Regions from separate parts of the Homo sapiens genome. Here region 1 is linked to region 2. Evidence: read pairs that join two places in POLR2A ChIA-PET (ENCODE). Cell type or tissue: Caco-2. All regions are shown on one strand. Links, peaks and the distances in the headings refer to the core of each region. The heading gives the core; the rest is flanking DNA. Region 1 has its middle 65 kb from the start of SVIL. Region 2 holds the start of LOC102724333 (a long non-coding RNA gene).

Region 1 (5,376 bases), core at 296-5,295, 140 kb after region 2:
TGAGAGTTTGCACCAGGGACAGCTCAGAGAACAGCTGCGTGGGGACAGGAACTATCTGGGTGAGCAGATTGTCCACAGATAATTCAAAGTCATCAAAGGTCAAAGGTCTGTGAGCTGTGCTTGTTTAGGGATTCATTTTCAGTGTCTCTGTAATAAGTTTTGAACTGATGGCTGTTAGGGTTTCCAAAGGACAGAACCTTGCCTTCTTTATGAAATGGAATAATTTTATTGATAATTTCTACATCTGATAAACCTCGTGAACGTGTGATCTGAGCTAACTTCCTGATACTGGCTGCAGCTTTGCTCAGTATCCAGGGAGTAGCTGAGTGAGCTCAGAAACACAGAGCCCGTGGCTGCTCTGTGGGTCCATGCAGTTGTTAATCTCACGCAGAACCCAGCGGGGAGGTCAGTGTGGATGGTTTTTGTCTTAGATCCAGTGAGACATATAAATGCTGTAAGACTCTGGTTGCACTGTTGAATGTGGATTTTTTTTCTTTGAATATTTTTTTCTTATTTTGATGGAACATTTATTCAAAATGTAGCACCTCCTCTGTCCTTTATGAAGTTATAGTATGGGACAGTTCATTGTGACACACTTTTAAAGCTCTTTACTTTTTTTTTTTTTTTTTTTTTTGGAGATGGAGTCTCGCTCTATTACCCAGGCTGGAGTGCAGTGGTGTGACCTCAGCTCACTGCAATCTCCACCTCCCGGGTTCAAGTGATTCTCCTGCCTCAGCCTCCCGAGTACCTGGGATTACAGGCACCTGCCACCACGCCCGGCTAATTTTTGTTTATTTTAGTAGAAATGGGGTTTCACCGTTTTGGCCAGGCTGGTCTCGAACTCCTGACCTCAGGTGATCCATCTGCCTCGGCCTCCCAAAGTGCTGGGATTACAGGCGTGAGCCACCGCGCCCAGCCTATAGCTCTTTACTTTTTAACATGCCACCATATCTTGTCTGACATGAGATTATTCATTTAGAAACATTTTATTTGGTCTTCCAAATACATTAGAATGTCAGCCACAAAAGATAGCTTGGGGCCTTATAATTGAACCATTTACTTATAAGATTTCAAGTGTCAAGTTGCAATAATTTTCTGCAAAACATAAGTAACTATTTTATGAATATGTATTTGTGATGAATGATTTCCTACACAAATGAAGAATCTATTTTAATAGAAAATGGTAACTGGATATATTACTAGATACAATTTTTTTTATTTCCCTATTTTCAGTTTCAATAGGGAAAATTAAAATTTTCCCTGTTACTTCCTTATTTTATTTCCCTATTTCAATGAATGAAATCATAGGCAACTCTAAGTCTCTTGAGGAAACTTGGGCGTTATACATCTCTCTCTTCTCCCAAACTCAAACTAGCTTAAGCAAAACATGGAATTTGTTGACATGAATAATAGGAAAATCCAATGATGAAGCTGGCTGCAGATGGAACTCAAGAGTTTTTTGGGTATTGGCCTTATTCTCTCTTGGAGTACAGGGGCCTGAGAGGTGGCCCCTGGAAGCTTTTCCAGCTTCAACCCAAAAAGAAAAAAGAGAGACCATCTTTCTTCTAGTGCTACTAAATCAGGTCTTGTGGAAGGAATCTCTTTGGCTGTGGACAGAGGAGTGGGTCTGTGCATGGTCTATTTTTGCAGTGAGGGGTGGGTGGGGTATGGTTATAAGGAGAGAGGAAGAATTTCCAGATGAATAGAGGGGTATAATGCAGGCAAAAGCCATACATGTCCACTGTAACATGCAAATATGATCCATACCTGTGTGCACACTTCAGCCCTGCATCAGCTCAAACACAGGCGGCAGGGCTGGAGCGTGGAGAGGAAGGTGGCCCTACCAGCTGGGTCTACAGCTTGTCTCCTTCCTTCTGAGAACAGTCAGGTGAGCCTTGAAGCGATGGGCTAAGGTGCAGTGCTTCTCAAGCTTGTTTTTGTTAATACTCAAATAACCAAGAGGACTGAAATCGTGATTGCAGGTGGGGGTAGGGGTGCCACAGGTAACTCCTGGCTCACATAAAGAATGGAAATAGTGGCCAGGCGCAGTGACTCACGCCTGTAATCCCAGCACTTTGGGAGGCCGAGGCAGGCGGATCATGAGGTCAGGAGATTGAGACCATCCTGGCTAACACAGTGGTGAAACCCCGTCTCTACTAAAAATACAAAAAACTAGTCGGGTGTGGTGGCGGGCGCCTGTAGTCCCAGCTACTCAGGAGGCTGAGGCAGGAGAATGGTGTGAACCCGGGAGGCGGAGCTTGCAGTGAGCTGAGATCGCACTACTGCACTCCAGGCTGGGCGACAGAGCATATCTCCATCTCCAAAAAAAAAAAAAAAAAAAGGAAATAGTAAGAATTTCTTCTCTGTGTTATAAGCTATGGGAGGGGAGTCACTGAGCAGTGTGCCCAAAATTTTTCCTGTGTGACATTTTCAGGCTGTAGTGGGTGGAAAGATTTTGTAAATGTATCTTCTTGGTGAGAGGGTGTCCTCTGAATCTGCTGGTAGGTTGGAGTGTTTGCAGGGAAATGTTCATCAAAGGGCTTGCTCTGTGAAGAATGTGACTTAGGATGATCTTTATTTTACGTGCATTCCATCATATGTAAACAAAGTTAGGGTCTCAACATTCCCACTAGCACCTTCAGCCAACTCCCAAGCTTCTGTCTCAGCAAAGCGTTTGCTGTAGAAGCCTACACTTTGAACCCATCCTTATTTTAGGTGAAATCATTTATTTCGTCTATGTTTTTACTCTCTAGTGTGTCATATCTTACTTTTTCACTTCTTGAAGAAAAAAACCAATTCTGTCCTGAGTTTGGAAACCTTTCCTTGGTAAGCCAGGGCCCATTTGTGTAGAGTAAGCTTTTCAAATCACTTTACAGTTCCTTCCACATTTGTTGAAAGGGAGAGTTTAGAATACAAATCACTGTTCAGTAGCCAACTGTGTTACCAGCCCATCAATGCCCTGAGGACACTGCATAGCAGACATTCTCCCGCTGGTGCCTTCAGGTGCCCGGAGGCCTGGGCCTGAACTGGCCTTCCACACTCTTGGCTGGAGATGTGGCTCCATCTGGCTTCACCTTCAGTGCCTCCTAACTCGTCAGTAACACTCAGTAAAGAATTGAGCAGAACTTACTGAAAAAGCAAAACGTCTTTGTGAGTTTTTATGGCTTCAGCGTGTCCTGAGCTATCTTTAAAAATAGAGCAACTTGGGCTGGGCATGGCGGCTCACACCTGTAATCCCAGCACTTTTGGAGGCCAAGGAGGGTGGATCATCTGAGGTCAGGAGTTGAAGACCAGCCTGGCCAACATGGCGAAACCCCATCTCTACTAAAAAATACAAAAATTAGCCTGGTGTGGTGGTGCACGCCTGTAATCCCAGCTACTCAGGAGGCTGAGGTGAGAGAATTGCTTGAACCCAGGGAGGCAGAGGTTGCAGTGAGCCAAGATTGCACTGCATTTCAGCCTGGGTGACAGAGCGAGACTCCATCTCAAAAAAACAAAACACAAGCAAACAAAAAGAGGTGGTCATGGTGATGCATGCCAGTAGTTCCAGCTACTTGAGAGGCTGAGGCAAGAGGATTGCTTGAACCCAGGAGTTGGAGGCTTCAGTGAGCTATGATCACACACTGCATTCTAGCCTGGGCAACAGAGCAAGACCCTGTCTCTAAAAAAAATAAAAAATAACATACAGCAACCAAACAGCAGTTCAGTTATTAAAATCTGTTCATGTATTCAGCTATTAGACAAAGACAAGGACCGAGTTAGATCCAGCCTGTGGACCAGTTGTTCCAATTTGTCTCTGAGCACACTGAAATACAGTTTTATAGTGTCATTCGATGAGGGTGCTTTATGCAGCCCGCCGGCTCCTTTTTGCTGGAAACAGGTGTAGTCACAGCCGGAGGGAGATTCACTGCAGAGTCACCAGTTGTGTAGTTTTTCCATTCATCTTGATTCTGAAAAGAGCTTAAAGACAACTTTAAGCAATTGTTACTTTGTTTGTATGCATCTGCTTCCTAAGGTCTATACCTAGCGCCTAGACTTCTTTTTAGATACAAAATGTGTGATTTATTTTCCTTCAAAATTTGCTTCTTTTTTTTTTTTTTCCTGGAGTAATATGACTCATGCAGCAGGGTTTTATTTTATTTTATTTTTATTTTTATTTTTTTTAGATTATAAAAACTTCCTCTTTAATCAAGGCTTTTAACATGAACAGATTTCTTGAATAAAATGGAAAGTTTCCAGTACACTGAAACATAAATCCACAAGTCACCATACATACAACACCCGGCAGGAAAAAACAAAAACAGCAAGTTTACATGATCCCTGTAACAGCCATGGTCTCAAACTCAGATGCTTCCTCCATCTGCCAAGTGTGTTCTGGATACAGAGCACATCGTGGCTTCTGGGGTCACACTCAGCTTAGGCTGTGGGTCCACAGAGCACTCATCTGGCTGGGCTATGGTGGTGGTGGCTCTACTCAAGAAGCAAAGCAGTTACCAGCACATTCAAACAGTGTATTGAACATCTTTTAAATATCAAAGTGAGAAACAAGAAGGCAACATAATAATGTTATCAGAAAGATGTTAGAAAGTAAGGACAGCTGTGTAAAGCTTGAGGCTGAAAAGTAGCTTGCCAGCTTCATTTCTTTGGTTTCTTGGGTAGTGGGCGCCGGAACAGCAAGATGTGAGGTTCTGGTTCATGGATCATATAATGGACCCATCCCTGACTCTGCTGAACGCCAAGATTCCTCCATTCAGATTCAGACATCAGATGGGTTTTAGGGACCAGCTTGGCTATGTCCTTGGGCAGCATGACATGTCGATACTCAAACTCCTTGTCATCGTATTTGTCCGAATAGTAAATTTGTTTGTGCGACATAAATGATTTAACTTTTATTCTGAAAAGCCTCCTGAATATTTATATCCCTAGAACGATACATAAGAATTGATCATCTTTCCTTATGGGAGGACTTTTTTTTGTTGTTGTTGTTGTTTTCTTTTTAATTTTATTTTTTTTTTAATTGATCATTCTTGGGTGTTTCTCACAGAGGGGGATTTGGCAGGGTCATAGGACACTAGTGGAGGGAAGGTCAGCAGACAAACAAGTGAACAAAGGTCTCTGGTTTTCCTAGGCAGAGTGTTTGTGTCCCTGGGTACTTGAGATTAGGGAGTGGTGATGACTCTTAAGGAGCCTGCTGCCTTCAAGCATCTGTTTAACAAAGCACATCTTGCACCGCCCTTAATCCATTTAACCCTGAGTGGACACAGCACATATTTCAGAGAGCACAGGGTTGGGGGTAAGGTCATAGATCAACAAGATCCCAAGGCAGAAGAATTTTTCTTAGTACAGAACAAAATGAAAAGTCTCCCATGTCTACTT
Region 2 (5,376 bases), core at 111-5,110:
GCCACCAGTGTCAAACATAACTTCAGGATCACAGAAGAGGCCGAGAGTGCTAAAAGGTCACGCTGGAATGAAGCATATGAGGTAATATTAAGAGAAGTAGCGAGAGTCGGTGCTAGGGTCTGAATGTCTGTGTCTCTCCCGAAATTCAGACATTGAAACCTAATCCTCAAGGTGATGGTATTAGGAAGTGGGGAATTTGGGAGGTGATTAAGTCATGAGGGCAGGGGTCTTGTGAATGGGATGAGCATCCTTATAAAAGAGACCCCAGAGAGCTGCCTGGTCCCTTCCACCAGGTGAGAACATAGCAAGAAGCTACCATCTGTGCACCAGGAAATGGGCCCTCACAAGACATCAAATCTGCCAGCCACCTCAATGGTGGGCTTTCCAGCCTCCAGAACTGTGAGAAATAAATTTCTGTTTTTATAAGCCACCTGGTTTATGGTATTTTGTTACAGCAACCTAAACAGACTAAGACAATTGGCAAGATCAGATGTATTTGGCAAAGATTTGCATAGACTAGAGTCCCGCTGTGTGGCTGGAGCAAGGGAAGCTTGCGCTGTGCCTCAGGTTGATCCAGTCCTTACCTTGTGGCCTTGCCCGATCCTCACAGCACCCCTCGGTGGTGAGAATGATTATCTCCATTCTATGGATGAGGATATGGATAACCAGAGAGGTTAAGTGAACAGCCTCAGATCACACAGCCAATTCAAGTCAGGGCTGCTGCAGAGAGCCTGAAACAGGGGGATCCTGGGAGGGAAGGAAGAGCATGCATCCTCTCACCCAAAACAGATGTCTGGCTGAGTTCCAAAAGCAAAAGTACTCTGAGTGGGTCCCACCCCTGATGGGGAAGGCAGCCCCCTGGCCACCAGCCTGGGGAGGCCACACAGTTGCTGCTATCCCATGGGCAGCTGGCCCCTTCCTCCCACAAACAGCAGCACCTGCTCACCAGATCACCAGGCAGAGGCAAGATGAATGTTCGCAGCACCACGTCCTGCTGAAGCTCTACACAAACACAGCACCCATGGCAACCAAACAGAGGGCAAACACAGGAGCAGGAATGCCGCTGTGAGAACAAGGCCCAGGAGTGACAGCCACGAGCCACCCACTTTATGGGCACTTACTAAGTGCCAGGCGCCACATCAAGGATTAAATACCTTATTTAATCATCGATGCAGCCTGATGAGGAATGTGCCATTGCTGCCCGCTTTAACAACAACGAAACAGACATGAGCAGAGTTGATGGAAGCTGTGTAAGGAGAGAACCAAAGGCTCTGTCTGAGCCCGGGTGTCTGATGCCACAACCCAGCCACAATCTCCATGCTACCATTTCCCCTGACAGACACCGAAGTAACACAGCCCCTCGGGAGAGCTGGGCCCCCAAGTTAGGGACAGGTAAATGGCGACACAGAATATAAGCTCCTCCAAGGCAGGAATTTTGTGTTTTGCTCATTGATGGGAAGCAAGCTTCTACAATAGTGCCAGGCAGGTGGATGACTTTGAATAAGTATTTGTTGGCCAGGGGCGGTGGCTCACACTTGAAATCCTTGCACTTTGGGAGGCTGAGGCAGGTGGGTTGCTTGAGCCCAGGGGATTGAGACCAGCCTGGGCAGCATGGTGAAACCCTGTCTCTACAAAAAATACACACAAAAAAATTAACCAAGCATGGTGGCGGTTGCCTGTAGTCCCAGCTGCTTGGGAGTCTGAGGTGGGAGATCTCCTGAGCCCGGGAGGTCATGGATGTGGTGGGCCATGATCACGTCACTGCACTCCAGCCTAGGTGACAAAGACCCTGTCTTAAAACAAAATTGTATTTGCTAAGGAAAATCAAGATCCAGAAAGCCACCCTGAGATGTAAACGCTCAATTGGTCAAGTGACTTGATCTCACACATTAGCCTCGCAGTTTGAAATTCAGATTTTTCCTTACTAAGGCCTAATAGTAAAGTCCCTTAAAAATGTCATTTTAAATATAGTATAATTGGTCAAGGAACCACATCTTTAGCTCTGTTCTTATTCCACACGGGAGAAGGTTAGGGGAGGAAAGTGACACATTTATTGTCCTAGAAAGCCGCTGGCCCGAGAAGGACTTTGACCCCAGCACCTTCCTCAGCCAGCCACACAGGCTCACCCTGGGTCATCTCATTTAATATTCAATAATGCAACCCCTGCTTTAATGACATGGAATTTTGGGTTCTCATTTACTGTATGATGGTGGGATTTTCCATGTCGCCATGTGTCGCAGATGTTTCGTTTCCATGTAAACAATCACCCACATATTGCATCTACTCATGACAAAGCCAGTGGCCCTCAGAGGCTTTCCATGGTTTCTGCCCACAGCCCCAGGGGTCAGCCCTGACCTCCCCTGCTCAGGTATGTCCTGGTGACAGCAAGTGTAGAATCTGCTGGAAATAATAAATACTATGAAGCAGCAGAGAGGGTTTCTGCCACACTGGCGTTTTATTAGACCTGCAGGATCTGTCAAGTGCGTCTGTTTTGCTCTCTAGATAAATGTGGAGCCAAAGGGTGTTTTTCTGACCGTGAATTCTTGGCATTTGTTCAGGCTTCTAAATAAGCAAAGTGAACACTGCCAGTCTCCTCTGGCACTGCTCGGGACCATTTAATGAATAATAGGATCATGGATGGGACCTGATGCAGGGGCTTCCAAACTTTGCAGGCAGTGGAACCCTTCTTTCCCTTACCCTGAAGTCCATCATTGTATTATAGTATCACATCATATGTATTACATCATCTTATAGAGCTGGCAGTTCTGTGGATGAAGCCAGGTGGCATCTGGAGATTCTCCGTCTGAGCCCTCCTTAGCCTTCCTTCCTCTAGCCCTGGGCCACGGCTTCTCTGGAATATCCGGGGCCTCAGTGAGCACATTTCCAGAAAACTGGTCTAATCCAACCCCTTCATTACAATGGTGGTAAACAAAGGGCCCCAGAGGCCAAGAAACTCAGCCAGGATCACACAGTGAATTCATGACCAAGCTGGGGCCAGCACCACGTCCCCGACTCAGGAGACAGTGCTCTCTGTATAGTCCATCACCAGTCCAAACCTGCTTTGTTTCTAACCTGCGGCGCTGGGAAACACACCTGCCTGGGACAAGTGCCTGGAAAGAATGCAGCTTGCCCTGGCCAGAAGGCTCCCGGCAGGTCTTGTGCAAGTGGGTACATGCAAATGATCGCACCTGGCTTACCTGTGAAATGTGTAGATTGTCAGAAAGACAGCTTGCATGTAAAACCTGAATTCCAGGGTTGACTGCCCCACCCCCAAACCCATCCTGGTTTAGATGTAAGAACCTCTCACAGGCAACAAAGCTCTCCCTGGCTGGCCTGACTTCCCACCTCTCAGTGAACATTTTTTCTTCCAAATGTGTTCTTTAATGCTCTCCTTCCTTTCCTCCGCAAAAAACAAACTCAAAACCTTCTGTTTCAGCCGTTTATTTACTGGAGGCAGATCAGAGATGCACCTCGCAAAAATGACACCATGAAAGTCGAGTTAGAACCGGGAAGAGCTTATTCAGTACCAGGGCCTGTGTTCACCAGGGCAGCCCCTCATGGAGGCCCTGGCGTCCTCATCATCTCGAAGCTCCCTCCCAGCTTCAGCATGCTAAGAGCCTAAAAGAAATTGGAAACAAACCAGTTGCCCTCTGTCCAGGTGGAGGAGTCCCTCTCTGGCCAGGAAACAGGTGCCACCCATGAGCCCCCAGCCCTGCTGCAGGGGCAAATGAGCTCTTGGAAGAATAAGTGCTATGACTGATACAAAAACACAACAGAAATGCCTCCAATCCCCACAGAGTTTGTGGTTTATCCTCTGCCTCCTACACTAAAATGTCAACTCTTTGAGGAAGGCATTGTGTCCCACAGAGCACACCTATTTCAGTAGTCTTTTATTTTCTTCACCTTCTCAGTTACCTTTCTCGTTAGCTTTAACTACTTTAGGAAAGCTGGCCAGATACAGCTGGGCCCTAGCATTTGTTCTGATCCCCCTCTCCTGTCCACCTTGTCTCAGCTGATAGCCTGGTGCCAAGGCCTGAAATGGGAAGCTCCTTCTCCCTCCCTACACCCTCCTTCTCCCTCCCTCCCACACCCTTCCCTTTCTCTCCCTGCACCCCTTCTCTTCCCTTTTGCAATCTTCTCCTCCCTCCTGTATGCCTCTCCCTCCCTCCCTCACCCCTATCCGCTCCCCATTCCTCCAGCACCATTACCTCTCCCCCTTCCTCCTTGCACCCTTCTTCTCCCTCCAGCACCCCTCCCCTCCTCCCTCCTGCACTCCTCCCCATCTCTGTATCTCCCCCCTCCCTCCCCCCTTCCCCCTTCACCCCTCTCCCTCCCTTCCTTCCTGCACCCCTCACCCGTGCTTGGAGGAAAGTCACATGGGGTCTTTGGCTGGAACACTCAGTGGCGCTCAGAAATCCTAAACACTGTGGGCTCTGCAGCGCCTGCCAGAGAGAACAGGGAGTCCTCTCGGAGGCCAGACTCAAAGCAAGCAAGATGGAAGAAGCCTTATTAGGTCATCCAGCTAGAGCAAGGGATGAGCCTCTTTCTTCTGCTCCCCAGCCCACAAGAAACGCCTGATCTGGCCATCTTTGTCCCTCTATTTGCTACTAACTCCCCTTTGGGAATGTGCCCTCCTCCCAGTGACCCACAGTCCTTCTCTGGCTGCATCTTGTCCTTCTCCAGACCTGGAAAGGAAACCCAGGGAATGACTTCTGCCCCAGAGCCTGAATCCTCTTTGTTCCCATCCTCCTGACCTCCCTTGCGTTATCTCCAGCACTTAGCACCTTTTACCTTCCATGTGGCTACTTTATTTGTTAGGTTTGTGGTTTATCCCCTGCCTCCTATGCTAAAAAGTAAACTCCTTGAGGAAGGCATTGTGTCCATTTGGGTCAGGCGTGTATCTTAAGTGCAGTTTCCATAAATATTTATTGAATGAACTTCTTAGGCACTAAGATAACCTTCAATGCATATTCTCTCACCCCCTACCCTGTGCTGCTGCTTCTCAGCTCTTCCTGCACATAGAGCCATTTATATGACATGCCGTGTGGAAGGACGGTATCCTTGTCATTTCCTAACTCATTCTATCTGGAGGGCAACAGCTCCCTTCATCTTCTTGGAGCAGGTGAACTGATCTGAGCAAACCCTGCACTCAATTTCCCCATGCCATGAGCAGGTGAATTTCCAAAGGCTACTAACAACTGTCAGAACTCAAGGGGCTAAGAAAGCATCAGCAAGCCAGCAATGAACAATACAGCCCAGCAATTCTGACAGCCCCCAGTGCCGCTGTGACCCTGGCCTTGCCTTGACCTCTTCACCCAGCTTCCTTGACCCATCACCTCCCATCTACTGTAATTGCTCTCAAGGAAGAATCTTCCA

Evidence for each region. Peaks named below come from ENCODE experiments on the same cell type or tissue, not always from the same donor. Only the 100,000 strongest peaks of a DNase experiment are listed, where the experiment ranks them.
Region 1: POLR2A ChIA-PET joins it to region 2 with 6 read pairs; 1 of 35 experiments calls an interaction of 5 or more read pairs at or near these places.

What each region holds. Positions count from the first base shown.
Region 1 is chr10:29,697,434-29,702,809 of GRCh38, reverse strand. It overlaps a transcript of SVIL not described here and the pseudogene CKS1BP2. Among named protein-coding and RNA genes, the nearest start is that of SVIL, 65 kb to the right of the region's middle. In Caco-2, for the core only: no CTCF peak of the experiment used is centred there; a DNase peak (open chromatin) is centred at 2,999.
Region 2 is chr10:29,837,796-29,843,171 of GRCh38, reverse strand. LOC102724333 (a long non-coding RNA gene) reads right to left here and starts at 4,432. Exons shown (of 2, transcript XR_428684.2): 1 at 4,356-4,432; 2 at 3,426-3,618. It overlaps LOC107984172 (a long non-coding RNA gene), which reads left to right. Exons shown (of 2, transcript XR_001747287.2): 1 at 1-81; 2 at 294-430. In Caco-2, for the core only: no CTCF peak of the experiment used is centred there; DNase peaks (open chromatin) are centred at 1,011, 2,088 and 3,191.